Regions from separate parts of the Homo sapiens genome. Here region 2 is linked to region 1. The links are chromatin loops, found by intact Hi-C in ENCODE. Cell type or tissue: IMR-90. All regions are shown on one strand. Each heading gives the region's core, and the rest is flanking DNA. Links, peaks and the distances in the headings are about the cores only.

What was found. Hi-C counts contacts between places; a loop is a spot of excess contacts. Peaks named below come from ENCODE experiments on the same cell type or tissue, not always from the same donor. Only the 100,000 strongest peaks of a DNase experiment are listed, where the experiment ranks them.
Region 2: it touches region 1 in a loop (1.8-fold over the local background); 7 of 110 quality-filtered maps call a loop at or near these places.

What each region holds. Positions count from the first base shown.
Region 1 is chr17:37,534,393-37,549,945 of GRCh38, reverse strand. SYNRG (synergin gamma) reads left to right here. Exons shown (of 22, transcript NM_007247.6): 15 at 7,381-7,974; 16 at 9,403-9,566; 17 at 10,701-10,754; 18 at 11,526-11,622; 19 at 13,819-13,967. Among named protein-coding and RNA genes, the nearest start is that of DUSP14, 52 kb to the right of the region's middle. RefSeq lists an enhancer at 7,064-8,263. In IMR-90, for the core only: no CTCF peak of the experiment used is centred there; a DNase peak (open chromatin) is centred at 7,465; H3K27ac peaks cover 368 bases.
Region 2 is chr17:37,588,702-37,604,254 of GRCh38, reverse strand. SYNRG (synergin gamma) reads left to right here. Exons shown (of 22, transcript NM_007247.6): 2 at 3,852-3,892; 3 at 7,911-8,032. Among named protein-coding and RNA genes, the nearest start is that of SYNRG, 13 kb to the left of the region's middle. RefSeq lists enhancers at 14,152-14,651, 14,652-15,153. In IMR-90, for the core only: no CTCF peak of the experiment used is centred there; no DNase peak of the experiment used is centred there.

The DNA.
Region 1 (15,553 bases), core at 4,771-9,770:
AATAGCAGGAAGTCTTGAGGATGGAATTTGATTTGAGTTTGAAATTGGGTACTCATCCGGGCACGGTGGCTCACACCTGTAGTACCAGCACTTTGGGAGGCCAAGGTGGGTGGATTGCTTGAGGCTAGTAGTTCATGACCAGCCTAGGCAACATGGCAAAACCCCATCTTTACCAAAAAATACAAAAATTAGCCGGGCACGGTGGTGGGCTCCTGTAGTCCCAGCTACTCAGGAGGCTAAAGTGTGAGGATCAGTTGATCCTGGGAGGTAGAGGCTGCAGTGAGCTGTGATCACATCACTGCACTCCAGCCTGGGTGACAGAGCAAGACCTAGTCTCAAAGAAAGAAAAATTGGGTACTCCATCCTCTAATTGCAGAGCATGTTAGGTTTGCAGTATGTGTTCTGTATGATGAAGCAACCCTCAGCCTTTTTTTTTCACTCATAGTACATAAAGCAAATTCTTAAAACATGTTACTTTAGGGGGTGTGTCTAACAAAGTAAGGTTTGAACCATTCTTATTTTTAAGAAAACATTTTCTAGAAGGACCAATGAAATGTGGCAACAAGCGTAGGCCAAACATGGAAAATATTTTCTCCATTTTAGAGTATGGTAACAGTAAAAAAACCTTGAGAATATTACTGTTTTTCAGGTTAGAAACCCCAAAGCAATAAAATCCCTGGGAAAGGGGATATTTCCATGGTTTACATTTTGTATTCTTATGTTTTGAGGCTTTAATTCTTTGTTCTTTTTTAGAATTTGAGGAAGGAAGGAAATTAAATCACTGAAGATGAGGACTTTTTTTTTTTTTTTTTTTGAGACCAGGTTTCTTGTTGCCCAGGCTGGAGTGCAATGGCACAATCTCAGCTCACTGCAACCTCTGTCTCCCAGGTTCAAGTGATTCTCCTGCCTCGGCCTCCTGAGTAGCTGGGATTACAGGCACATGCCAACACACCCAGCTAATTTTGTATTTTTAATAGAGATGGGGGTTTCTCCATGTTGGTCAGGCTGGTCTCGAACTCCTGACCTCAGGTAATCCGCCCGCCTTGGCCTCCCAAAGTGCTGGGATTACAGGCATGAGCCACCACGCCCGTTTTTTTGTGTGTTTTTTTTTTTTTTTTTTAAGACAGAGTTTCCCTCTTGTCACCCAGGCTGGAGTGGAATGGCGCAATCTTGGATCTCGGCTCACTGCAACCTCTGCCTCTGAGGTTCAAGTGACTCTCCTGCCTCAGCCTCCCAAGTAACTGGGATTCCAGGTGCCTGCCACCACGCCCAGCTAATTTTTGTATTTTTAGTAGAAGTGGGTTTTCACCATGTTGGCCAGGCTGGTGTCAAACTCCTGACCTCAGGTGATCCACCTGCCTCGGCCTCCCAAAGTAGTGGGATTACAGGTGTGAGCCACCACACCCGGCCTAGAAGAAGATGAGGATTTTGAATAGGACTCCTAAGAGATCACTTGTAGTGTCTTAAATATGCCATTTAAGAAAGAAAAGTTGCATATAGAGGTTTAGGTTAACTCTGAGAAAAGCCAGGCCTGCCATTCAAAATACAGCACTTTCCAGAGCATACTGCTTTAAAAAGTTGAATAATACTTGGTTTCAAAAACCTTGTGTAAATGCATTATATTTTATTTATGATATGTGCTTCCTAACAAATTTGAAAGAAAGAGATCTTAGTGTAGCTTCCATCTAGTGATAATGCCAGCTGCCCTTTATTTTGGATTTTCCCGTGCTATTTATAAAACCAATCTCTTGATGGCTTTGACTGAGGAATTTCTTTGTCAGTGGAATTCTGTAATGCTAGATTGGTCCATGTAGGACTGCTTTATTTTAACTCTTTTCTGCATTTATCTGAGCAGGCTGCAGAAAATGACTGAATGTAACTGTGTGTAAAGCATACATTCACAAATTGAGTAATGAGTATTTCCAAAGTAACATTACTTTTTAGGGAGGTAGTTTTAATATAATGTAATGACTTAAACTTCTTTTGCGAAAAAGACTTGAAGAATTCTATGCTATAGGTTTAAACAAAATACTGTTTTGTTTACCCTGATGCCAAGTAACATATGGTTAGTGCTTCACTTCATGTATCAGTGCCTGAGAAAGTATACCTATGTATCTGTTGTTCTATAGTCACTCTGTTGTTCACATCAGAATCCCTGCTGATTTTTAGAAGTAGCAAATGACGGCCAGGCACAGTGGCTCACGCCTGTAATCCCAGCACTTTGGGAGGCGAAGGCAGGCGGATCACCTGAGGTCAGGAGTTGGAGACCAGCCTGGCCAACATGGTGAAACCCCATCTCTACTAAAAATACAAAAATTAGCCAGGTGTGGTGGCTCGTGCCTGTAATCCCAGCTACTCGGGGGGCTGAGGCACGAGAATTGCTTGAACCTGTGAGGTGGAGGTTGCAGTGAGCTGAGATTGTGCCACTCACACTGCAGCCTAGGCGACAGAGCGAGACTCCATCTCCAAAAAAAAAAAAAAAGCAGCAAATGAACATGAAGGGAACACTGGCAATATCAAAAAACCTGTGCTAAATCCTAAAATAATGCAAAGAACCAAAAGGCCTCAATTGCACTTCCTGCCTTCTGTGTTCATTTGGTGTCTTTTTGGTGAGATTTTTACTGATGACCAGGGGCAGTCCCACTGTGTATCCTGACACCATTCCTTGGCCTTCTGTCTTCCTCTAACTTAAAATATCCACAGGATTTCCAGTTTTCTTTTTTGAACTTAAAACACTAACACAGAAACCCAAAGGTGCTTCTAGATAGTGTGGATATAATTTATACCATGAAGTTGTGTGAGTCAGTACAAATGAAGAACAAGAAATTTTCATACAGATTAGAAAACACTGGAAGGCAATTAAACAGCAGCATTTTTCAGCCTGTCACTTATACTGTGATCACTTTCATTCCTGTTTTCTTCAGTGTTTGAGACTTATAGGACACAGACCAGGTTTTTTAGTTAATAGAGAATATGAATATGACTGATCTCATAGGTAGATCAAAGATAGAATAGGGACTAAGGGAGATTAGGGCCCAGGGTAGAGAGAAACTGAAATGTACAAGTATTTTATGGTTTGCTTTAGTAAATGAAGTTTAGATTACATGAGTACTGTAAATTAAAATATATATCTTAGTCCAATGAACATTTTTATTGCTATATAAAATGAGAATAGTGGAATTTGTACATATATCTCCTTTCTTCTTTCTCCAAACTCCTTCAAAAGCCAGTAACTCTTCCTCACCTGGGCATATACTTAACAGCTTTAGCAAATGTCCCTGGGAATGAGCTTGGCCGTCTGTGTCCTGTAGTAGCAGCCAACATTCTTTGTTCCAAAAAATACCGTTTTCATGTACAACATCTATTCAAAAGAGATTTGAATAGAGGTTATGGAAGAGACTGATAGGGTTACTTGCCAGCATAAGCAAGAAATATGTGTTTTGATTTGAGATCCATGATGGAAAACAGATCGTATACATTTATTTCTTTGGCCTTTGTAATAGGACATCCCTGATTGCAAACAGATGTATGCATTAAAACAACAATTTGGCATATTATCTGTGTGCAAATGCAGTCAGCCTAGCACAGCCTAGGAGTTTTGCAGCAGAACTGGAAATACAGTAGTGATTTTCTGTTCATTTTATTGCATTCATTCTCCATTTTCTTTTTCCTTTTTCTCTTGCAATTTTCAGAATTCGGCTATCAAATTGAAAATCCATCTATACTAGCTTCAGTGATTACAAACTAAAATGTGGGTTATTCCACATCATTTTTTCTATCATTTATGTTGTAGGTCTTACATAATCTTTAATATTTTTAAGACCATTATACAATAATACCGATAAGTGGACTGCTTAGAAATGTAGAACTATTAACAGGGGAAATGAAGAATTTTCTTACTTTAAGCTACCTTCAATGAACTGATGTACCACATTTTTCTTAGTTAATGGTTGACGTATATTTGCTATGCCAGAACATACTGCCCTGTAATTATATTGTTTATAAATTCTAAGTTTAGGGGCACGGTGTTCTGTCTCACATTCCTTATGTACCATCAGTACTGGTGTTCAAATGAATTACACTTTACGAAATTACTTTTTCACACTATAATAGCCAACAAATAAGCAAAAGTAAATTTAAAACTCAATTTTGAGGCTTGATTTTAGTGACTCTTGTATATTTGCTCTTCATTTTAAGTATAAAATATTTCTAAGTCTTTCATTTGCTTTCCTAGTCTTTCATTTAGTCTTTTCTGGGAGTTGCTCCAAAAGGCAAGATGTTACAGGCGTATCATTTTTAACAAAAATAAGATTTCCTGAAATTTTAAAAATGCTTAAAAATGCCTCAGCTTAGGCAATCCCTTATTCCCTGTAATGCCTTTTACCTGATTATATTAGTCATTTTAGTTTTTCAAAAGACATTTTCTTGTTGCATAATTGCACAGAAAGATCTTTTTATTACCATAGTAATATCTTGATTGCAGTGTTTGAACTGGAGCTATCTTTTCATTAAATTTATCATTTGCTTCTAGGAAAATTGTCTCCTTTTTTTGAGACAGAGTCTCAAACTGTCGCCAGGCTGGAGTGCAGTGGTGCCATCTTGGCTTACTGCAATCTCCGATTCCCTTATTCAAGCGATTCTCCTGCCTCACCCTCCCGAGTAGCTGCAATTACAGGCACGTGCCACCACGCCCAGCTAATTATTATTATTATTATTTTTTTTTTTTGAGACGGAGTTTCGCTCTTGTTGCCCAGGCTGGAGTGCAATGGTGCAATCTCAGCTCACTGCAACCTCTGCTTGCTGGGTTTAAGTGATTCTCCTACCTCAGCCTCCTGAGTAGCTGGAATTACAGGCATGCACCACCATGCCCAGCTAATTTTGTATTTTTAGTAGAGACAGGGTTTCTCCATGTTGGTCAGGCTGGTCTCGAACTCCTAAACTCTGGTGATCCACCTGCCCCAGCCTCCCAAAGTGCTGGGATTACAGGCCTCCCAAAGTGCTGTGAGCCACCATGCCCAGCCTGCTAACCTTTTAATAGGAAAGATTCTGGAAGCAGTTCCTAATATAGTTTCCCAAAACGCTTTCGTCGGGCCTAGTAATAGAAATATCTGTATTATGAAACATTTTTCTGAATGTATCTCTCCAAGAATAGTCCTGTATTTAACTGCATCATCCCCTGACTGAATTTCACCTCATTTGAGTCTGGACACCTTCTGGTCCCTTTAAATCGTGGGGAAAAAAACGAAAACAAAAAATCACTACAGCAAAAACCAAGAAAGCTTTGGGCTAAAGGCTTTTCCATTCATTCTAAACTATAAATTTTTCACCTGAGGCCAGGCACAATGGCTCATGCCTGTAATTCCAGCACTTTGGGAGGCCGAGACGGGCGGATCACCTGAAGTCAGGAGTTCAAGACCAGCCTGGCCAACATGGTGAAACCCCGTCTCTACTCAAAATACAAAAACTAGCCAGGCGTGGTGGCGGCTGCCTGTAATCCCAACTAATCGAGAGGCTGAGACCGGAGAATCGCTTGAACCCAGGAGGCGGAGGTTGTAGTGAGCCGAGATCGCGCCATTGCACTCCAGGCTGGGTGACAAGAGTGAAACTCCATCTCAAAAAATCAATTAAAAAAAAAAAAAAACTTTTCACCTGAGTCGTTTTTTCCTTCTGTTTTATAAACCACATTTGAAGGGTACCATTGCACCACAGAATTTTTAAATATGCCATCATTCTGTGAAAGCTGTTTGCTTTTTGCTGGTTGGTTTTTTGTACAACTAGTGTTTTTTGTTTTTATTATTCACTTAGCACCCCTTTCCTAACAGCTCAAAGAAAGAGAGATTTGGATTATACCATTAGAAGAGCTATGGAAATGTCAGGAGCTTCTTACCCCTCATAAATTATGCAGTATTGCTGTGAATGAAAGAGAAGAATGACTCCAAGTTGGTTCACTTATTGACTTAGTTCTGAAAATCTAGGTCATAAAACTTTTGAGCACTTTCCTTGTAAATCACATATGTGGTTGTCAGAGGGAGAGTCTCATATTTGGCCTTCTTGCCTCATGTACAGTGACTACAATGAAACGAAATGCATATCAACCCACTTCTCCACACCAGCCAAATTCAGTCTCGGCTGGTTTTGCTTTCTGAAAATGAGCAAGAAAATTTTCTCCTAGTAACACCACTAAAATGCTGAGTTGACTTTTCATTTTTGCTTTGAAATTCCACTGTAGGCCCTAAAGCAGCAATTAACTGTCAAGTTGAGGCTGGTGGCACCTATGCTGAGCAGACACTAGCTATTATGTATTGCTCACCAGGCACCAACCTGGCCTTTTACACACATGATCATGGTTGATGGTCATAACACAGTCCTTCCAAGTACATGGTCTTCTCCTCTCCTCATTTTACTGATAAGCAAACTGAGGTTCAGAAATGTTCAATCATTAGCCTAGTGTCATACAAATAGTAGGTAGCAAGGTTGAACTCAGGTCTTTCCAAATCAAAAACCTACATTCTTTATGCTGTTTTATGCTACCTCTTAAATTACTTAACTATATATTAAGAATGCTTTGTAAAATCAGTCGTCTGCCCCAGCAGTTCTTTCTTTTTCTTCTTTCCTTTTTTTTTAAAAAATGGGGAGTAGATACATAGTTGAAGGAAAAAGTGGAGCCCAACAGGACCCAGATCTTTTTATTGTATTTTTTTAAGGGCTAAAGTAGATCAGATTGATTTTCTTTCCTCATACTTCATCACAGCAATATGACGTCCAATTTGACCAAAATAACAACTAGGTAAGTAATTGCTTGATTAAAATCTCATGTTTGGCATTGCCTGAGACAGAAATTCTAATAATTGATAATATTATGACAGAAACCCTAATAATTGATTAAAAGTTAGATGACATTATTTTCATTTTAGTTTTGAGAAACTGTCAACTTTTAATTATTTTGCCATGTGCATTTCACATGACCATGTTTTAAAGGCACATTTTCCAACAAAGTCAAGATGAAGGGAGACATGTTTTAGGCAAGGAATATCAGTACATTTTTAAGTTGATAAGGGAACAATTTATTAAATGACCCTAATCTTATATCAAACAGTGTATACTTTGGTAGATGAACCTCCTATCTTTTTTTAGTAATTTTTATAGCCAAAGAAAATGGTTCTTGGTAACTAAATGTAAATGCCAACTCAAGGCTAATGTGGGTTTTTTTAAGATCAGATTTTACAGCCCAACTCTTAATTTTAGTACAAACTCTAAATTTAGCTAATTTCAACATAGTATAAAACTAATCAAATATGCTAGGCATTTTGCTTCTACAGAGTTTAGGGCATTTTGCCTAAATTGCTTGCCTCTAATTGTGGGGTCTTATTTCCCTTTCAGATATAGAGGACTTAAAATATGCTGCTTTTGGAAGCTACAGTAGCAATTTTGCAGTGAGCACACTTACAAGCTATGACTGGTCAGACAGGGATGATGCAACTCAGGGCAGAAAACTCTCTCCATTTGTCCTCTCAGCAGGAAGTGGATCCCCCTCAGCCACCTCAATTCTTCAAAAGAAAGAGACTTCATTTGGCAGTTCTGAAAACATCACCATGACATCTCTCTCCAAAGTAACGACCTTTGTAAGTGAAGATGCTCTTCCAGAGACCACCTTCCCAGCTCTTGCCAGTTTTAAAGACACGATTCCTCAGACCAGTGAGCAAAAGGAATATGAAAACAGAGACTATAAAGATTTCACAAAACAGGACCTGCCTACGGCTGAACGGAGCCAGGAGGCCACGTGTCCCAGCCCAGCGTCCAGTGGTGCCTCTCAAGAAACCCCGAACGAATGTTCGGATGACTTTGGAGAGTTTCAAAGTGAAAAGCCCAAAATCAGCAAATTTGACTTCTTAGTAGCCACTTCACAAAGCAAAATGAAATCCAGTGAAGAAATGATCAAAAGTGAGCTGGCAACCTTTGACCTTTCTGTTCAAGGTGAGTAGCTTCCAAGGTAGATTTTACTATTGTGGTTTTTTTCCACTGAGATGTTAGATGTTCTTAAGAATAAAATGTTGCTCTCTGGTTTCGCAGGAAATAGATTGTTCTAATCTTTGAAATCAGGGTCAATTACAGATAGCTATAATAAAGATTTCCCTGAGACGGGAGTCAAAATCAGCATCCCTCAGATAACTGCTTTATGGGCTAAAAACAAGCACAGCATGCAGGTATTGCTCATTAGCTCGTTTGGTTAGAGGTGTGCTGTGTTAAAAGAGCCAGATAAATGGATTCGAGCCACTTGTAGGCACATTAGCTCCGCTCATGTTCCCTGAGCACAGATAATGTCTTTTAATCCAAAGGTTGCAAAGTGGGGGCCGGGGATCTGCATCTAGCCTGCATATCACATTGACCCACACAAAAGATTTTTAAGTACGAAGTAATTGCCAGTATTTAAAAGACATGAGATTTCCCAATCTGGATTTCCAACTTTTCTTGAGAAGTCATAATATCTGGCACTAGTAGGTCTACAGTCCCATATGTTGGCAGCTGGAGCCGAAGAGCACCACTCCCTGTAGGTGGGTCATTCTCTCTCTCCTACCATAATCCCCACCGCTTCCTGTCTCAGCGGACCTACTTAAGTTGTTCACTTTACTTGCCTGGTCTCTGAAGGCATTTGAGTTTGCCTCTTCTGCTTTAATCTCATCCTGACAGGAGGGGTCGTTGATTTCAACTGGATTGAGAGACTGTGAAGGAACTCGGTTACAAATCCATAACAAATGACTGGAAAAGCCACACAACTCTTACATACTGATATTTAGAAAGGTGCTTTTGTTCTCCAGACTCCAGTGATTCTGCACTGGGCATTATGGAAGACTTGTGATAGATCAGAGAAGAGTCATGTTGAAAACGAAACGCAGGGAAACCGTGCAAGAGAGAACAGTAGAAAAGATTTAACATGTAGCTTCCCAGAAAGAATGAATGAGGAATGTGTTTGTGAATGCCTCATGACATAAGCATCTGAAGAAGAGGGTCGTGGGCTGGGCGCGGTGGCTCACACCTGTAATCTCAACGCTTTGGGAGGGGAGGCAGGCAGATAACTTGAGATCAGGAGTTCGAGACCAGCCTGGCCAACACAATGAAACCGTGTATCTACTAAAAATACAAAAATTAGCCAGGCATGATGGTGTGCACCTGTAGTCCCAGCTACTCAGGAGGCTGAGGCAGGAGAATTGCTTGAACCCAGGAGGCGGAGGTTGCACTGAGCCGAGATCACACCACCGTACTCCAGTCTGAGCGACAGAGCAAGAATCTGTCTCAAAAAAAAAAAAAAAAAAAAAAGAAGAGGGTTGTGGTAGCGAGGAAGAGCCTCTGCCTGAACTAAGGTGAGTAGCCAAAACCTTTGACTGTATTATCCCCTTCTCCCAGGATCACACAAGAGGAGTTTGAGCCTTGGTGATAAAGAAATAAGCCGTTCTTCTCCTTCTCCAGCTTTGGAGCAGCCTTTCAGAGACCGTTCCAATACTCTGAATGAGAAGCCCGCCCTGCCCGTCATCCGAGACAAGTACAAAGACCTGACGGGAGAGGTGGAGGTGAGAGGAGAGCTTTCTACAAGGGGTGGGTAACAGACCAGCAAGCACACAGGGCCCCAAGAAAGAATGCTGTCAGCTTTCACATGGGGAAAATGAGGGGCAGAAAGACACAAAGCACCAGACATAAACTATGTAATTAAAGTGAGGCAAGGGTAACATTAGCCCTGGGTGAAAACATTTCCCAGGTGTGGCACCCACTGAAACTAATCAGTGACCCTAAAACCAAAACTATTCATGGGACTTCACAAGGATGGCAGTGTTTGTATAATTCTTCTTGAGCACTTAGACTTTATTGTCTTCATGAAACCTCAAAATAGAGGAGACAGGGAAAATATTCTGAATTTTTTATTTCTGTCTGCTGCATCTTAGTGCCACGCTATGTTCCTCCTATGGTCAACACACTTAATTTCCCACCTTTCCCTACTCCTTGTTACATGTGCACATGGGCCACGTCCTCACACACAGCCACACAGCGTTATAACTGGGGCGTGGAAAGCCAGTGGCTTAATAGCAGTTTCTGTACCAGATAGCTACATGCTGAGTGCCTCCGAAGAAAGGCTTACACTGTTACTGATGGAACAAATGAGGCAACACTCACAGGGGGAAGCTGCTGGAAAGCATGTCCCTTAGACTCACAGGTCCTGTGCTCAGAAGTTACATTTATTAGTAATTTAACATAGTTATTAGTGAGTTCAAAAAGATAAACTGCGGCTGGGCATGGTGGCTCATGCCTGTAATCTCAGCACTTTGGAAGGCCAAGTCGGGCAGATCACTCGAGCTCAGGAGTTCAAGACAAGCCTGAGCAACATGGTGAAACCCCACCTCTACCAAAAATACAAAAATTAGCCTCATGTGGTGGTGCGTGCCTGTAGTCCCAGCTGCTCTGGAGGCTGAGGTGGGAGGATTGCTTGCGTCCAGTGCAGTGAGCAGAAATCATGCCACTGCACTTCAGCCTGGGCAACAGAGCAAGACCCTATCTCAAAACAAAAACAAAAACAAAAAAAACATAAACTGCTTGAACTAGAGTGATCGTAATAAAAAGGAAAGTCCTCCAAGCACTTTGAATTGACAGAGTCATCAATAGAAGATTCCAGGTTTGTGTGTTTAACCCAGTTCTTTTTAACAAATTCACAGGAAAATGAGAGATATGCATATGAATGGCAGAGATGCCTGGGGAGTGCCCTGAATGTGAGTATGTCACTTACGCGTTCACACATATGTGAGTGCTCTTTTGTGCCTTTTTGCCTTCTTGGTTCATTTGAATTGACAGAGGCAAACTTCAGGAGAGCCTTACTTGGATGTCCCTGGGCAAAGAGTAACTCTGTGGAAGTCATGCATCTAAGGTGAGGCTTCTTTCACACTTACAATAGCAGACCGGCTCATGTGTCAGTCATCCCCTCATCTGTCATTGTGTTTAAGAAATAACAAAGTGATTTCATTAACTCTGACTAAATCAAAATAATATTTAAGCTAAAGAACCTGTCTTGGCTGGGTGCGGTGGCTCAACACCTATAATCCCAGCACTTTGGGAGGCCAAGGCGGGCGGATCACGAGGTCAGGAGTTTGAGACCAGCCTGACCAACATGGTGAAACCCTGTCTCTACTAAAAATGCAAAAATTAGCCAGGCGTGGTGGCACGTGCCTGTAATCTCAGCTACTCAGGAAACTGAGGCAGGAGAATCACTTGAACCCGGGAGTCAGGGGTTCAGTGAGCCGAGATCTTGCCACTGCACTCCAACCTGTGCTACAGAGCGAGACTCCGTCTCAAAACAAAGCAAAACAAAACAAAAGGAAAAAAACATATTTTCTCTTCCAGAGAAATGGAGGATTGTTTCTTCAAGGATAAAATGAGATTTTTTGACACCTCCTGGCTTTTCGGTTGGGTTTTCTACTAATAGTAAATTGATTTGCAATGACTTTTCTCAGTTATGTAAGGTGATGTGATTTCATTTCTTGTAGGTCATTAAGAAGGCAAATGATACCTTAAATGGAATCAGTAGTAGTTCTGTTTGCACAGAAGTAATTCAGTCAGCTCAAGGCATGGAATATTTATTAGGTATGTTCTTTCATATTTTACTATTGAAAATGATGGCCCTTTGCATTATTTTCAGTTTTCCCTTTAATTATTTTAAGCTAGATCTCTCAAGTTACATATGACTTCAGTAAGAAGCATCTGTATTTGTGGGTAAGACACTCAAGCTACAGGCAGTAAACTATTGGACTTAATTAAAAAGTCTCTATGGCTAAGTTTCCTCATCCTTGTTATATACGTAATAGCAAAAATGTAAAATTATATCTGTGTTACTGGTTTATCAAAGAATCTGAACTACCGATGCACTAAAGTAAAATCATCTTGTCTCCCATCAATTCCTTACCATACTCTATATTCTTTCTCTCGACCGCTTAATGACACCACAGAGTCCTTAACCTCCTGGCCATCTGCAGCAATTTGATGTGTCAGTCCAACGGGAAAGTGTAGTCTCTGTCCACTTCGGTGTTCCTCCCTTCCCCAAGCTCAGGCTTGGCCCGTGGCCAGAGCCACACATGCTGGACCCTAATCTTTTTCAAATCTTTACTCAAATGTCAGCTTCTGAGTGAAATCTTTCCTAGCATCCATCTCTCCAAAGAGTATCGTCTCTCCCTACCCCGGTACTTCCCATCCCATTCTCTGCTGGATTTTCTCCTTAGCCCTATTACCTTTAATTTCTTACATATGTTACTTATTATTCTTTTCTTTTCTTTTCTTTTTTAAGACAGGTTCACACTCTGTCACCCAGGTTGGAGTGTAGTGATGTAGTCATGACTCACTGCAGCGTCCACCTCCCAGGCGCAAGCAATCATCCCACCTCAGCCTCCCAAGTAGCTGGAACCACAGGTGTGCACCACCATGCACCCAGCTAATTTTTGTAGTTTTTGTAGAGACAGGTTTCCGCCATGTTGCCCAGGCTGGTCTCGAACTCCTGAGCTCAAGCGACCCACCCACCTTGGCCTCCCGAAGTGCTGGGATCACAGGCGTGAGCCACTGCACCTAGCTACTTGTTGTTTTTACTCTCTGTCTCCCTTCACTAGAATGAACCTCCAAGAAGGCAAGGATTTTGGTCTGTTTTGTTCACTGGTGTGTCCCCAACACCTAATCTAGTGTCTTGCACGTAGTTGGCACTCAAAAATATTTGCTGGATGAGTGGAGAGTGAAGGGATGTAGTCTCTGCCTTACTCCTGCCACCTCACTTGGGGTCTTCTTTTCCTGCTCAAACAGGCACAGTTCTGCATAAGCAGATGTCCACCAGGAAATGGGGCACCTGTCTTTTCTCCTAGTATCCTTGTATCTATGGAAGATTCTCTTAGAAGCCCCCTCACTTGGCTTAGGGTGGGCAGTAATTTCTGCCCCTCTCTTGGGAAAGGAAGAAGAAAAGCCGTAGTGCTGACACAGGGCTGCTGAGGCCCCGCTCTGAAGATCCCCTGGAATTCCTCCAGTGTTCACTTAGAGAGATCGGGGTCATGTCTTTGGTGACTGTTACATTGCAGGGGTTAGGGATGTGTCTGGTGGCTGTCCTTAGAATGTGGAGGTACTTAGCACCTCTCATCCTTGCTTCAAGAGTTCAACCACAATTTAGAGACCATAGGAAAAGAACTGTTCTGCATCCTGTTATGTGTTTAAAGATAAGTGAAGTCAAAGTGTTTGTAAGACCTTCAGATTCAGAGGGGTGAGATGTTTCTTCATTACTTTGTGATGCTATTAACATTTAGATTCTTTTAAATTTTTACTATCCCCATTTTCAGCTAGTTTATTGGGATTTCCCAGATTCAAACAGATGGACTCATAAATAAACCTCCCAAAAAACAAAAGCTAATAACTTGCATAGTGCCTGCCATTCTCCAAGCACTGTTGTAAGCCTTTTACCATATTACCCTATTTAATCCTCTCAACCATCCTTGGAGGAGCTACTGTTACCATCCCAACTTCACAGATGAGGAAACTGAGGTACAGAGAGATTATGTGACTTGCCTAAGGTCATGTAGCCAGTAAGAGGCATAGCTGGGGTTTGAACCCAAGCAGTGCAGCTTCTATGCTCTTACCAGTAAGCTATACAGCAGCATTGAGAAGTGGATTGGTCCCAAAGAATAGTAAGTACACCTCTGTCCAGATACACCCATTGTTTCTCACAGATATCAGCAAGCAATAATGCTCCCCTGTCTGGGTCCTCTGTGTCTCCACTGCCAACACTCTCTCTCTGCTCTCTCATCCCGTCAGGTGTTGTTGAAGTGTACAGGGTAACCAAGCGTGTGGAGCTGGGGATAAAAGCCACTGCAGTGTGCAGTGAGAAACTCCAGCAGTTGCTGAAGGACATCGATAAAGTATGGAATAACCTAATCGGCTTCATGTCACTCGCCACACTCACAGTAAGCCCATGAGACAACTCAGCAGTTGCTTTCCTTTCCAGAAACCTAAGTTGTAAAGCAGAGTGTATATTCCTATGATGGTACTTATTAGAGGCTGGAGGTGCCAACTGGAGCATGTTATATTAAAGGAGGGAGATCACAGGTGTGTGGTCAGTTGAACAGTACCAGGTGGGCTTCTGATCTCTCTAAGGCCCAGTGAACCTAAGGAAAAAACCAGTACAGGAAAACATTCACTCTGGCTACACCTTTCTTAATTCACATAATACACGGAAGTTTTGCAAAGCAGTGGTTTGAGATACTCCCTTTGCACTTCTAGTTATTTATGTCCCCATACGTGTCCTTTCAAAAAGCTATATGATACCTCATGTTGCCATCCTGTAGTTTGTTTAGCCCTTCTTTTTTTAGGTTCTTGGGTCATTTTCATTTTTCCCTGTTACGAGTAGTTCTCTGAATAGACAAATCACTGTTCCTTTGTGGGGATGTATTTCCTCCAAGTGAACTAGGAGGTCAGTGTGTGTGTCTGCACAGGTGCATGCATGCGTATGTAGCTGTTGTTACATTTATTAGAAGGCTTTCCAAATAGCTTATATTGGTTGCAATGCTACCAGAAATATGTAAGTACATGGATACATTTCTCTACATTATGTCCTATCAATTTCTTAATTTAACAAGCATGCAATTATTCCCTAAGGTATTTTTTACATTTTTTTTTTTAATTTCATGAGAGGCTTTGCAGTGTTCCAAATGACAATTTACTATTTCTGTTTCCTTTGTGTATAAACGGATTGGACTCTTCTGACCATTTGACCATTTATTCCTTGGAATATGGTTATTGACCTTATATATTTCATATTTGTAATAGATTTATATACATATATATAAGCTTGTAAACGTTTATCAGCTATTTTCCTCCTCTATTACTGTCCCTTTTTTACATTTCATTGGGCAAAACTATTTTATTTTTATATATTCATACCTATTCAATTTGTCTCTGATGATATCCTTTATTTCACAATAGTCAGAAGTTTATCTTCCTTCCACAGCTGGAATAAATATGCTATTCCAATTTTTTTTTTAACATGGAACTCTGCGACCCATCTGAATGGGATTGCAGCTGTGTGGGAGGAAGCAGTTCTAATTTTCTGAACTGATAGCCAGGTGGATACCCAGCTACCCCAACTACATGTCTTCAGCAGCACATCCTCTCACCATTGTCATGTTGCTTCTGGTTTGTAATATTAAAGTCTTTAAGAGTTTAAGTAATTTCCAAAACTTTTTCTTGTTCCCTTGAATCACTTCTCATTTTCTAACCTAAAATTGTATGTAGATAATTAAAAAAAAAAATACTGTTCTGGCAAGTGAAATAAGAAATGGAGTATTAATATTTGAAAAAAGAGATAAAATTATGTTTACTTGGTGATAATGAAATTCTTTTAAAAATCTAAATTCAAGCAGCCAGGTGCAGTGGCTCACCCCTGTCATGCCAGCACTTTGGGGAGGCTGAGGTGGGCGGATCACCTGAGCCCAGGAGTTTGAGACCAGCCTGAGCAACATGTCAAAACTCCGTCTCTACCAAAAATACAAAA
Region 2 (15,553 bases), core at 6,708-11,707, 52 kb before region 1:
TTTTTTTTTTTTTTATAGACAGAGTCTCACTCTGTCACCCAGGCTGGAGTGCAGTGGCGTGATCTCGCCTCAATGTAACCTTCGCCTCCCGGGTTCAAGTGGTTCTTCTGCCTCAGCCTCCCCAGTAGCTGAGATTACAGGCACGCACCACCACGCCAGGCTAATTTTATATTTTTAGTAGAAATAGGGTTTCACCATGTTGGCCAGGCTGGTCACATACTCCTGACCTCAGGTAATCCACCCACCTCGGCCTCCCAAAGTGCTGGAATTACAGGCATGAGCCACCATACCTGGCCAGATTTTCAATGCAGGTGAAGATGCCATCTAAGACTTTCCTAGCTAGAGAGGAGAAGTCAATGTCTGGCACCAAAGGACAGGCTGACTGTCTTGTTAGGGCCTAATGCAGCAGGTAACTTTAAATTAAACCAATACTCACTGACCACTATGAAAATCTCAGGGCTTTTCAAAAGTATGCTAAATCTACTCTGCCTATAGTCCATAAATTGAACCACAAAGCCTGGGTGACAGCACATCTGTTTACAGCATGGTTTACTGAGTATTTTAAGCCCATTGTTGAGACCTACTTCTCAGAAAAAAGTTTCTTTTGAAAACGTTACTGCTTCTTGACAATGTGCCTGGTCACCCAAGAGCTCTGATGGCAATGCATGAGAAGGTTAATGTTCTCATGTCTGCTAAAGCGGCATCCATTCTCCATGAATCAAGGAGTAATTTCTTCTTTCATCTCTTATTATTTGAGAAATTCATTGTAAGGCTATATCTAAGGCTATAACGCCCATAGATAGTGATTCTTTTGATGGAACTGGACACAGTAAATTGAAAACTTTCTGGAAAAGAATCACCATTATAATTTTTATGTTATTTATTGTTGTTGTTGTTGTTATTATTATTATTTTGGAGAGATGAGGTCTCACTATGTTGCCCAGGCTGGTCTCAAACTCATGGGCTCAAGCAATCCTCCCACTTTGGCCCCCCAAAGTGCTGGGATTATAGGTGTGAGCCACCAGACCCAGCCATTCACTAGATTCTCTAAAGAGTATCTAGAAACCTCCTTTTCAGATCCTTGACTCCCGGATTAAGAGCCTTTCTCACTCAGAAGTCTTCCTTGATTTGTCCCTTTTTCTTTCCAGGCTCAGAGAAAGAAGTCCCACTTCCTTTTCAAAGCAGATCCCTTTTGCTACTTTGTTTTGTTTTGTTTTGTTTTGAGACAGAGTCTCCTTCTGTCATTCTGTCTGCTCAGGCTGGAGTGCAGTGGGGCAATCTCAGCTCACTGCAACCTCCGCCTCCTGGGTTCAAGCAATGCTCATGTCTCAGCCTACTGGATAGCTGGGATTACAGGCACATGCCACCACGCCTGGCTAATTTTTGTATTTTTAGTAAAGATGGGGTTTTGTCATGTTGACCAGGCTGGTCTTGAACTCCTGGCCTCAAGTGATCCGCCTGCCTTGGCCTCCCAAAGTGCTGGGATTACAGGCATGCACCACCTCATCTGGCCCCCTTTTGCTCCTTCGCGTGTTAATCCCATTTCCTTAAAAACCTTATAAATCACTAGGTATGTATTTTGTCTCTTAAATTTTTTCTCCCTAGGGTCTCTTCCCCTTTCTTTGTTGAAACTAACTCACTTAACAATCACCATTTTTGAAAGCAGTGATTTATTTTTTAATCTTCATTCTCACCGCTATTCTACAGCATTAGACACTGGTAACTACTTCCTTGTTGAAATGTGGTCCTTCTTCAGTTATAACTCTCAGTTATAAGCACTCCCTTGGTTTTCAATGACCATTTCCTACTCAGTTTTCACTGCAAGAATTCTCCAAGTTTGTCCTTAGTTGTTTTGTTACTGGATATATGCCCTTGGCTATTTCATCTACAACCAGAGCTTAATTTTTTTTTTTTTTTGAAACGGAGTTTCACTCTTGTTGCCCAGGCTGAAGTGCAATGGCGCGATCTTGGCTCACTGCAACCTCCGCCTCCTGGGTTCAAGTGATTCTCCTGCCTCACAGCCTCCTGAGTAGCTGGAATTGCAGGCATGCACCACCATGCCCAGCTAATTTTGTATTTTTAGTAGAGATGGGGTTTCTCCATGTTGGTCAGGCTGGTCTGGAACTCCCAACCTCAGGTGATCCACCTACCTTGGCCTCCCAAAGTGCTGGGATTACAGACGTGAGCCACTGCGCCTGGCCAGAGCTTAACTTTTTAACCTTTATTTATTTATTTATTTGAGACGGAATCTCACTCTGTCGCCCAGGCTTAACCTTTATTCAAAAGAGCCTAGGCCAAGTGCCGTAGCTCATGTCTGTAACCCCAGCACTTTGGGAGGCCAAGGCAGGCAGATCATGAGGCCAGGAGTTCAAGACCAGCCTGGCCATCATGGTGAAACCCTGTCTCTACTGAAAATACAATAATTAGCCAGGTTTGGTAGTGCTCGCCTGTAGTCCCAGCTACATAGGAGGCTGAGGCAGTAGAATCACTTGAGCCTGGCAGGCGGAGGTTGCAGTGAGCTGAGATCATGCCATCACACTCCAACCTGGACGACAAGAGCAAACTCCGTCTCAAAAAAATAAAATAAAAATAAAGTTGTCAGCTTAAAAAAAACCTTAGAAGAGAGCTTTCTTACGCTCTAAAATGAGGACTTATTGTTTAATGGGTACAGAGTTTCTGTTTGGGATGATGGAAAGGTTCTGGAAATGGATAGTGGTAATGGTTGACAATATTGTGAATGTCCTTAATTATGCCATGGAATTATACACTTAAAAATGGTTAAAAATGATAGAATTTTATGTTATGTATATGTTACCACAATAACAATAAAACCTCTGACAACTTCATATAATATTCAAAATAAAATGAAACATTTTAAAGGCCCTTGACCAGGTGCGGTGGCTCACACCTGTAATCCCAGCACTTTGGGAGGCCGAGGCGGGTGGATCACCTGAGGTCAGGAGTTTGAGACCAGCCTGGCCAACATGGTGAAACCCTGCCTCTACTAAAAATACAAAAAATTAGCCAGTCGTGGTGGCGGGTGCCTGTAATCCCAGCTACTCAGGAGGCTGAGGCAGGAGAATTGCTTGAACACAGGAGGTGGAGGCTGCAGTGAGCCAAGATCGCGCCATTGCACTCAAGCCTGGGCAACAAGAGCGAAACTCCATCTCACAAAAATAAATAAATAAATAAAAATAAAAATAAAGGCCCTGTACAATCTGCTTGCTTTTAAATCATATAGTTAACATTTAACCTACATTCATTTCTCCAAACATCCCTGCATCTCTGCCTCAGAGCTTTTGCTCAAAATATATAGTGTGCTTCTATTTTCCTTCAAGATTCAGCTCCAGAGCTACTTCCATAAAACTTCTCAAGATATAGCCCATTAAAATTCATCTTTTTCTTCTCATCTCTATTAATAATTTGGACCTCGCTTATAGCAGTTAGCACATTTACCCTGTGGTATAGTTATTTGCCTGCATATGTGTATTTTTGATTATAAGATTCCATCATTTCATGTAGTTGACACTCAATAGATGTTGACTGAATTGAATCTAAACTCTCTCATTTTATAGATGGGGAAACTGGAATCCAGAGAGGACACGAAGTGACAGAGCCAGGACTAATTTCAGGGTCTTCTGTCTTTTGTTTCAACAAGTTTCCGTCTGCAGTAGCATGCTGACATGCATCCTATGGATGCTCAGTGTACTGATGTTGGGCAATTCAGTATTGTGGTGCAGAACAAACACCAGGTCCCATCTACAAGTCTTTTATCCATATAAAAAAGTACACGTGTTATTTGAAATCTTTGTACATACGAAGATTATAATGTATTTTTATTCTGTTTTCAGCTTCATGTTTCCTGTTGCAGGTGGGATAAGACCCCCTCAAGGTATGTGAGAGCTTAAGTTTTGAACTTTTATTTTTCACTCTTGTGTTTCTGAATCTGGGAATTAAATAAGTAAATAGAAAATAAGTTCTGTTGCTGCTGAATAGAGTAAAATTTTCTGCACTCTTAAACCTGTATGTCCTATATGACAGCTACTCTTAAATTTTCTCAAAAATTATATAATTTTGGGAGTAATAAGGATCACTCCTCGTTTCTCCCAAACTTACATAGACATTATGTTCATAGATTGTTTAACCTCAGAGGTGAAAGACTTTTAGGACAAGAATGTTAAAGAACAGGTGATAAAAATGAAACGAGCTGTAATTCACTTAATGATGTCTTTCTCCTTCTATCTAGTCTTCTGCTAGATTGTTAGTGCCATGTCTGTCTAATGCTCATCTAGCATTATTTGTAGCACCCAGCATGTTGATTCAGCACAATAGGTTATCTGTAGATGTTTGTTGAATGAATAAACAAACATCTTTAGTTGTTTTACACTGCTATTTTTTATCTATATGATAGTATCTTATTATAATCATGTTTTATAAATATATAATTTTGAAATTAAAAGAGATCACATAGTCTGATTCAGCTTAAGTATTTAAGTCTCAGGATTTTGTTTGGTTTTTTATTTTTATTTTTGAGATGGAGTCTCTTGCTCTGTCGTCCAGGCTGGAGTATAAGTGGCACAGTCATAGCTTACTGTAGCCTCAGCCACCTAGGCTCAAGCATTCCTCCCACCTCAGCTTCCCAGGTAGCTGGGACCACAGGTGCATACCACCACGCCTGGCTAATTTTTAAATATTCTGTAGAGACAGGGTCTCCCTATGTTGCCCAGGCTGGTATCAAATTCCTCGGCTTAAGCGATTCTCCTGCCTTGGCCTCCCAAAGCACTGGGATTACAGGCATGAGCCACCACATCCGGCCAAGTCTCAGTTCTATTCCTAGAAATTTCTCTAAGTATACCTTTTCTCTCTTGGTCTCAGACTAGGACCCACCAATATCAATTCTAGCTTTATCTTCAAGGAAATAGTAGTGAAGGAATATAATTTTGACCCATGCTGCCATGCAACTGGGACACAACAGTGAAGAAGGAATAGATCTGCCTTCATCTGGCTTCTTTCCGCTCATTTCTTTCACTCTGACAGTCTTCCCTCTCCCGTCACACCAAGCTGCTTCTGAAAACTGGCTCTTCTTAAAAAGCCAGCGTTGATTGGTTGTCATAGATTTGCTAAAGAAACAGAGACTCCTAGGTCAGCAGTAGAGATAAAAGATAAAGAGCAGCTCAGTAGCAGGTGGTCAGTGGCTCATCCTGACTTTGTCTTCATTTATAATCAGTGATGGTGGTTGGGTTTCAGGTAAGTTTTTCCAAGGCTCAGTTGTATTCTTTTCATCGTGTTCACATTTATGCATTATTTAAGCTATCTGTAATTAGATGTGTCCCAGATTGAGATCAAATGGTTTGAGATCTTTTGTTCTTTAGGAAGGTATTACAGAGTTATGTGTCCATTATCATGTTTGTTATTTTGCATTTCTATACACTTTCAAGTAAAAATATGCATATGGAGCAAAGGAACTGGACAAGAAGAGACCCCAAAGTGTTGCCTGATATTTTTTCTTAGGGAATTTGGAATTGGTTTGGAGATTTTTTTTTAACAGTTGTTAGAATGGACTTTTTGATCATTTGAAGGCTTTAAATTATGCATGGATCATTTCTGAAAACATATGTAAGAAACCGACAGCAAGGTCATGGCCACAAGATCATGAGTACTTGAACCGGAGACAGAGGAGAGAAAGAGACCTATTTTTTACTGTGTACACTTTTGTGCCTTGAAATATTATGCCAGATATCTGAGTTACCCATTCAGAAATAAAATAAAATCAGTTAAAATCAATAAAACTTTAAGTCCAAAGAAATAAGACGGAAAACATCTTACTGTGGCTATTTTCAATCTGTGTATTCTAATTCTCCCTGACACCTCGTGATCTTTGTACTTGGTGTTCTTTGGTCTGGAATATTTTTCCCAAACATCTGCATGGCTTGGTTCTTTATTTACTTGAGGTTCTTGTTGAAATACTACCCTGTTGGTAAAACTTTTTCTGATTGCCCTATGTAAAATAGCAACCACTCCATTCCCCCTTGCCCTGCTTTATTTTTTGCCCTAGCTCTTATCACCACCTGACATGTACTTATTTTTTTGTTATCTATCTCTCCTAATTACAGTGTAAGTTCCATGAGAGTGAAGACCTGGTTTTGTTCATGGCTATGTCCCTAGAACAGTGCCTAATACGGAGTAGGCTTCAAATACTTGAATAAGTGAATGGCCTACCTCTAATAACTGTTAGCCACAAATGTGGATGTCCATGCTTCTGAAATTAGGCTAGGTTATAAATAACCTGGGAGGTACACAAAAACCATAAGATAAACATGGTATAATTTCCTAGATCTTTAATTTTTCAAACTGACAGTTTGATATAAAGTTCCTTATGGTAGAACCAACATAGATGTAGTTTGAATGCAAAATTAGAATGAAATTTGTGCTCAGACTATGTAGGGATTTTGTTTTATTCACTTCTTGTGTACCAAGCACATAGAACTATGCCTAGCATATAATAAGCATTTAGTATTTATTAAAATCCCAAAGGGATGTATATTCATTCACCTCTGCTCTTGGAAAAGTTTGGGAAACACTAGCCTAAATCATACATTCGTGATAGTTTTCTGCCATTGCACATGCTGATGGCTATTTTGTGGTAACTGTTATATTACCTATTCATGTAAGAAAAAGGAAGAAGAATAACATTTCTTTGAGCATAGTAAGTATTAAACAGTTTTACAAATGATAAACCAAGGCATAGAAAGAAGCAGATTGCCCAAGGTTCCAAAATAGTATGTGTCATTTCTAGTTGGCTCCCAGAGTTCATGCTCCTAACTGTTATTTTGTTAGTTATCTGCTGTTGTGTAACAAATTATCCCAAACTTTAAAAAGTAAACATTTTATTATTTCATAGTGTGTCTCTCGGTCAGGAATCTAGGAGTAGCTCTGCTGGGTGGTTCAGGCTCAAGACCTCTTATGAGATTGCAGTGAAGATGTCAGCCAGGCTTGCAGTCATCTGAAAGTTTCATGGAGATGCTGCCGAGGTGGCTCGCTGAGATAGATGGCAAATTCATGCTGCCTTTTGGCAGAAGACCTCAGTACCTTACCACATGGATTCTCCATAGGTCTTATTGAGTATTTCATGACGTGGCAGTGGCTTGCTCCAGAGCAAGTGATCCAAAAGAACCAGGAGGAAACTACAGTGTCTTTTAAGAACTAGCCTTCAGGCCAGGCACAGTGGCTCACACCTGTAATCCCAGCACTTTGGGAGGCTGAGGCGGGTGTTGAGGTCAGGAGTTCAAGACCACCCTGGCCAAGATGGCGAAACCCCATCTCTACTAAAAAATACAAAAATTAGCTGGGCGTGGTGGCAGGCACCTGTAGTCCCAGCTACTTGGGAGGCTTGAACCCAGGAGGTGGAAGTTGCAGTGAGCTGAGATCATGCCACTGCACTCCAGCCTGGGTGACAGAGTGAGACTCTGTCTCAAAAGAAAAAAAAAATAACTAGCCTTCGAAGTTACATGCTGTCATTTCCACAGTATCCTGTTGGTTATACTGATCAGCCCCATTCAGTATGGAATGGAACAACACACGGGTATGAATACCAGGAGACAGAGGTCATTGGAGGCCATCTTGAAGGCTGAGTACCCCAATTAGGCCATACTGTTTTTTAATATGCATACAAATTCCATAGAAGAGATATTATCTTCATTTTACAGATGAAGTTTTGTAACTTGTTCAAGATCACACAGCTAAGTAAATGATGGAGTTGGAATTCATATTCACATCTGTCTCACTCAGGACCCTGTGCTTTTTCCATTACACTCTGCTTCCTGCCAAGTAACAAGTCCTTTAGGTACTTATGGTTTTAAGAAAATAAACTTTAAAACACATTGACTTTAATAATGTCTTTATATTTTCAGCAGGCCTGATGCCGATGCAGCAACAAGGATTTCCTATGGTCTCTGTCATGCAGCCTAATATGCAAGGCATTATGGGAATGAATTACAGCTCTCAGATGTCCCAAGGACCTATTGCTATGCAGGTACTTGCTTCTTTAGTTGGTTTCTTACAAAGTTATTGTTTGTTGTTACGTTTATATATCAAGAGCTACAGGCTAAGAGCTTAATGTTACAATTAGAAATAAGCATAAATAAATGGCTTCCTTCAAACTAAAATGAAGATGTGTTCACCCTCCAAGAGTGAGGGAAAAGGCTAGGTGCAGTGGCTCATGCCTGTAATCCCAGCACTTTGGGAGGCCAAGGCGGGCAGATCACTTGAGGTCAGGAGTTCGAGACCAGCCTGGCCAACATGGTGAATCCCTGTTTCTACTAAAAATACAAAAATTACCTGGGCGTGGTGGCATGTGCCTGTAGTCCCAGCTACTCGGGAGGCTGAGGCAGGACAATCCCTTAAACCCGAGAGGTGGAGGTTGCAGTGAGCCAAGATCATGCCACTGTACTCCAGCCTGGGCAACAAAGTGAGACTCCCGTCTCAAAAAAAAAAAAAAAGGCCAGAGGAAAAAAAGGTTTTTGCTTTTGTACTATTAACAGCTATCTTGAAGGCCATATACTGTATTTCTTTTTTACCTAATACTTTACTTATTTTTGCTTTTTTCAACTTATATTTTAGATTCAGGGGGCACGTTTGTAGGTTTGTTACACTAATATGTTGTGTGATGCTGAGGGTTGGGGTATGATGGAACCCATCACCCAGGTAGTGAGCATAGTACCAACAGGTAGTTTTTCAACCCTTCCCCCACTTTCTCCCGTCTTGTAGTCTCCAATGTCTGTCGAGCCTGTCTTTATGTCCATGTGCACCCAGTGTTTAGCTCCCACTTGTGAGAACATGCAGTATTTGGTTTTTTGTTTCTGCGTTAGTTTACTTATTTACCTAATACTTTAACATTTTCTATTTCTGTGTGTTTTGTTATACAGTATATACTTTTATACAGTAACACATGTATATAACTTATAAATAAGTGATATTAGGACTTCATGACCAGAATTTTAAGTTGAAACCATTGTTGTTTTGAAGTCGATTATGCAAATAAAGCTTCTGTTTTGTGTTTAAAGGGTCAGGAAAACTTCCAGTGTCATTTTTTATCTGTCTCTAGAAGGAAGGGAATACATTGAAATTGTGTAGGTTTTTAATTCATGTTAAGCTAGCTTTCACTAGGGTGTGCTGCAGAAACAGTCCCCAGATCTCAGTGACTTAGAAAAGTTTATTCCTCACTCGTGATACATATCCTTATGGGTTAGTGCTGACTCTGCTCCATGTTTTCTTTATCCTAAGACCCTCAGCCAGGACATCCTAGGCTCTTGGCATAGGAAAAAGAGATGGCCAAACCCTGTGATGTCTTTTAAAGCTAACACTTGGAGGTAGCATTTATTAGTCACTTCTGCTCACCAAAGTAATGTGGCCTTAACATCAATAGGGGAGGAATATACCAGGACGAATGTAAACCACATAGGGATGTGTAGTTCTCTTAGAATAAAGGTAGCAAATGGCTGGGAGCAGTGGCTCACACCTGTAATCCCAGCACTTTGGGAGGCTGAGGTGGGCAGATCATGAGTTCAGGAGATCGAGACCAGCCTGACCAACATGGTGAAACCTCGTCTCTACTAAAAATACAAAAATTAGCCGGGCGTGGTGGTGCATGCCTGTAATCCCAGCTACTCAGGAGGCTGAGCAGGAGAATCGCTTGAACCCAGGAGGCAGAGGTTGCAGTGAGCTGAGATTGCGCCACTGCACTCCCGCCTGGGCGACAGAGTGAGATTCCATCTCAAAAAAAAAAAAAAAAAAGAAGAAGAAAGGCAGCAAATAACTAAAAACAATCTACCATAGAATACAATGTATTTTAAATTAAGACTTCCTAAGCTTAATACTGAATCTTAATAACAATTGATACAAATTTTAAATCATTAATTTTTATTTTAATATTAAATATTAATTAAAATAATTAATATTGTAATTAATATAATTAAAATTAATATTATTGTAATTAATATAATTAAAATAATTAATATTGTAATTAATATAATTAAAATAATTAATATTGTAATTAATATAATTAAAATAATTAATATTGTAATTAATATAATTAAAATAATATTCATAAACATTATTTTATGACTTACACAATTATCTGAAAAATGTTTTTAGAGTTTGAAACAACCAAAAACAGTAAGAGTCTCTAATATGCAGAACAATAAGAAAAAAGTAAACTATGAGAGTTGTTAGTACCTTAATAATGTCCCTGAATATCAGAAGCTTGTGTATTAATGATTCTAAGACAAAGCAGCCAAAGTCTTTTTCTTTAACCTTTAATCTTGCTGACAGGCATTATACTGTTTGGAAGCTGCTCACCATTTTTTTTTTTTTTTTTTGAGAGGGAGTTTTGTTGCCCAGGCTGGAGTGCAATGGCACGATCTCGGCTCACTGCAACCTCCGCCTCCCAGGTTCAAGCGATTCTCCTGCCTCAGCCTCCCAAGTAGCTGGTATTACAGGCATGTGCCACCACGCCCGGCTAATTTTGTATTTTTAGTAGAGATGGGGTTTCGCCATGTTGACCAGGCTGGTTTCAAACCCCTGACCTCAGGTGATCTGCCTGCCTCGGCCTCCCGAAGTGCTGGGATTATAGGCATGAGCCACCACACCTGTCCGCCACTCACCATTTTTTAAGGAGAAAAACATCCAGATTTTATTTCCCCCCACCCCGAAACTCAATAGCCCTAACCAATCAGGGACATACATGAAGCAAACCCATTGTTCCTTTAGTTATCTCTTAAGTCTTTGGAGATAAAAGTGATGATTCAGATAAAAGTCAACATAAAAAAATTTAGTCTTTTTTTTGAGACAGAGTCTGGCTCTGTTGCCCAGGCTGGAGTGCAGTGGTACAATCTCGGCTCACTGCAACTTCTGTCTCCTGGGTTCAAGCGATTCTCCTGCCTCAGCTTCCCAAGCAGCTGGGATTACAGGTGCATGCCACCACATCTGGCTCATTTTTGTATTTTTAGTAGAGACAGCATTTCATAGTGTTGGCCAGGCTGGTCTTGAACTCTTGACCTCAAGTGATCCACCCGCTTTGGCCTCTCAAAGGGCTGGGATTACAGGTGTGAGCCATCGCGCCGGCCAGAAATTTAGTCTTGATTATTATTATATTATTATTGATTATTATAATCTCTCCCTTCCCCAAAACACATAAAAAGAAAACACTCCTCATGATGTACAATACATTTTAAAATTATTATTCTGAAGCATTTCAAACATCTAGGCAAGTTTAGAGCACATGATGGACATGTGTAAACCTGTTGCAAACTGTTGTGTTATTGTAAGAAATAATAGAAATCCTTTGCCCAGTTCCCCTATTGGTAAAACTTGTAGAAATATAGTAACACAACCAGCATATGGACATTGGCACAGCTGAGATACAGAACATTTCCATCTCCCCAAGGATCTCCTCACATTGTCCTTTTGTAGCTGTATTCACTTCCTTCCTGCCCCACCTTACTCCTTTTGCATTCACTAGTGTGTTCCCCATTTCTATAATTTTGTGTTTTCAAAAATGTTATATAAATTGAATCATTAACCTTTTGGGTTTGGCGTTTGTCGCTTAGAATAATCCCTTCAGATTCATCCAAATTGTTGCATGTATCAGTAGTTCATTTTTTTTATAATCGATGAGTAATAGTCCATGGTGTGGATGTATGACAGTTTGTTTAACCTTTTGCTCACTGAAGGACATCAGAGTTGTTTACAATTTTTGGCTATTACAAATAAAGGTTTTTGCGTGAACATATGTCCTCATTTCTTGGGATAAACGCCCAAGAGTGCAATTACTGGGTTGCATGGTATTGCATTTTCAGTTTTTTAAGATGCTGCCAAACTTTTTTCCAGAGTAGCTGTACTATTTTACATTCCCACCGGCAATGTATCAGAGGTTCAATTATACTGCATCCTTACCTGCATTTAGTGTCATTATTTTTTGTTTAGCCATTCTCACAGGTACGTTGTAATATCTCATGGTTTTAATTTGCATGGTTTTAATGTGCAGATGGTGTTGAGCATCTTTTCATTTGTTTATTTACCATCATTACATTTTCTTCAGAGAAATGCCTTTTCATAGCTTCTGACCATTTTCTAATTGCATTTTTTGGTATTACTATTGAATTTTGAGAGTTCTTTATATCTTTTAGGTACTAGTCCTTTGTCAGATATGTGGTTTACAAGTATTTTCTTCTTGTCTTTAGCTTGTCTTTTCACCCTCTTAACGGGGTCTTTTACAGAGCAAAAGTTCAATTTCGATGAAATTTAATTTACCAGTTTTTCCTATTATGGATCATGCATTGGTATAACTCTAAGAGTTCATTGCCTTGCCCTAGATTCTGAAGATTTTCTCCTATTTTTTTCTAAAAGTTTTATAGTTTTAATTTAAGTCCGTGATCCATTTTAAGTTAATTTTTGTGTAAGATCTAAGACTTAGATTGAGGTTGTTTTTTATCTCTCTCTTTTTACCTATGCAAGTGTGATTGCCCCAGCAACATTTGTGGAAAAAGCTATTCTGCTTCCATTGAAATGCTTTCACATTTTTGTCAAAAATCAGTTGGGCATGCTTGTATGGATCTTTCTCTAGGTTCTCTGTTCTGTTCTATTGTTTTATGTATATGCCTGTTCCTTCACCAATAACACAGTCTTCATGACGGTAGCTATACGATAAGGTTGATTCCTCCTACATTCTTCTTCTTTTCAAAATTTAACTATTCTGGTTCCTCTGTCTTTCCATATTAATTTTGGGATAGTCTTGTCTATCTTTGGAAAAACTCTTGCTGGAGTTTTGATAGGCATTGTGTTAAACCTCTGTATGAATTTAGGGAGAATTGATGTCTTCCAACATATCAATATGAGATGTCTTTTCATTTGTTTAGATCTTTGGTTTCTTCTATCAGAAGACTGTGTAAACTATCATTTACATAGTTTTCAGCATAAAAGTCACATCCATGTTTGGTTAGATTTACATCTAAATATTTTGATTTTTTGAGTAATTATAATGGCGTTTTTTAAATGTCAGTGTTCACATATTCATTGCTAGTATATAGAAATACAATTGATTGTTTATGTTTGTTTTATATCCTTCAACCTTACTGAACTCATTTTATTAGCTCTGGGAATTTTTTTGTGGATTCCATGGGATTTTTTAATATGGGTAGTCATGTCCTACCTTTATCAGATTTTAATATGCCACGTTTGTTTTACATTTTTTTAAAGAATTGAAAAATACTTTCCTTCCTCTCCTTCCTCAGAAGTTGTTATCACTATCATGAATTCGGTGTTTATAGTTCTCGTATGTATTTTTATACTACTCTGTCGCCCAGGCTTGGAGTGCAGTGGCGCGATCTCGACTCACTGCAGACTCCGCCTCCTGGGTTCAAGCAATTCTCCTGCCTCAGCATCCCTAGTACCAGGGATTACAGGTGTCCGCCACCTTGCCCAGCTAATTTTTGTATTTTAGTAGAGATGGGGTTTCACCATGTCGGCCAGGCTGGTCTCGAACTCCTGACCTCAAGCAATCCACCCACCTCTGCCTCCCAAAGTGCCGGGATTACAGGCATGAGCCACTGCGCCTGGCCATATTTTTATACTTGTATTATTTTATATATTTGTATACTCATGAGCAATATATCATATTTCCTAGGTTTTAAATTTTACGTATGTACCCTTCAAATTCTTGACTTTTTAATTTATGCCAAGTTCATTCATAGTAGCTGCTGTGTGGTATTTCATAGAGTGAATATATGTTGTTCTATTGACAGACATTTAAATTGCTTCTAATGTTTTGCTGTTTTGATTTAATTGATTTCTGAGTGTTCATTATATATTCTAGATTCTAATCCTTTGTAGTTACATGTGTTGCCAGTATCTTCTGCTAGTTGTTGGCATCTCTTAATTTTGTTTATAGTGTCATGTTGTGTCAAAATTAAGACAGATGGATAAATCATTTCTTTTTTTTTCTGACTTATCTAAGACATTCTTCCCTACCTGTATCTTCTTATTTAAAAAAAGTTAAGTTTCTTTTCTTTTCTTTTCTTTTTTTTTTTTTTGAGACAGAGTCTCGCCCTGTCGCCCAGGCTGGAATGTGGCGCAATCTCAGCTCACTGCAGCTGCCGCCTCCCGGGCTCAAGTAATTCACCTGCCTTAGCCTCCAGAGAAGCTGGGACTACAGGCATGCCCCATCATGCCTGGCTAATTTTTGTATTTTTAGTAGAGATGGGATTTTACCATGTTGTCCAGGCTGATCTGGAACTCCTGGCCTCAAGTGATCTGCCTGCCTCAGCCTCCCAAAGTGCTGGGATTACATGTGTGAGCCAATGCGCCCGGCCTGTCTTTTCAAATTAAGTCTCTAACCTACCTAGAATTGTTCTTTAGAATCAGTGTGTGGTAGAAGGATGTAATTTTATTATGTTCCATTGTAGTCAGTTGTTCCCAAATCATTTATAAATAGCCTTTTTTTTTTTCCTTTTTGAGTCAGAGTCTTGCTGTCGCCCAGGCTGGAGTGTGGTGACGCGATCTTGGCTCACTGCATGCTCTGCCTCCCGGGTTCACACCGTTCTCCTGCCTCAGCCTCCCGAATAGATGGGACTACAGGCGCCCGCCACCACGCCCGGCTAATTTTTTGTATTTTAGTAGAGATGGGATTTCATCGTGTTAGCCAGGATGGTCTTGATCTCCTGACCTGGTGATCCGCCCACCTCGGCCTCCCAAAGTGCTGGAATTACAGGCGTGAGCCACCGCGCCCGGCCCTAAATAGCCCATTTTTAATTTATTGATTTCTATGATTATTCCTGTAATATCACATTTCTTTATATGCTTTGGATTAATTTCTGAGCTCATGTATTTGTCCCATTGCTGTATCTGTCTTTCCTTGCATCAGTAAATATCTTATGCCTTAATTATCTAGCCTGAAATAAGCATTGATACCTGGTAGTATGGATCATCCTTCTTCTTTTACAGAATTATAGCTGATTCGTGGTCCTTGCCCTTCAGTATAATTTTAAGATCAACTTGTCAAAACACTGTTGGGGCTCTGACTGAAGTGGACACTTTTACTCTTTTAGTCTTAACTGTCATACTATACTTCTCAACTTATTGAAATCTTAAGTGCCATCAGTAGTTTATCAAATGTATCTCAGATTTCTGAGTTCTTTCTTTTGTTATGTCATCCATTCAGTATATAATTAAAGACTAGTATCTCTTAACCTTTTAGTTTATTTAGGTTTCAAAAGTCTGTTAAAAGTTAGACAGTCCCTCCTTTCCAGGTGTAGGGGAAACACAAAATGCCATTTAGTAAATTTGAATGTTCCTCAAGAAAGGAGTTTGTAAATAAGAAGGCAATATGCATAACACCTTTCTTTCTTTCATTCTTTATTATTTTTGTAGAATACTTTGCCTTATTTTTAATCTCTATGATTTGGGTAGTTTCTTTTGTATTTTATATACTTTGGGTGAAATGAGTAAAAAAAAAAAAAAGAATAATTCTAGGACTGTGATACTAATTTTTAGCAGCAAG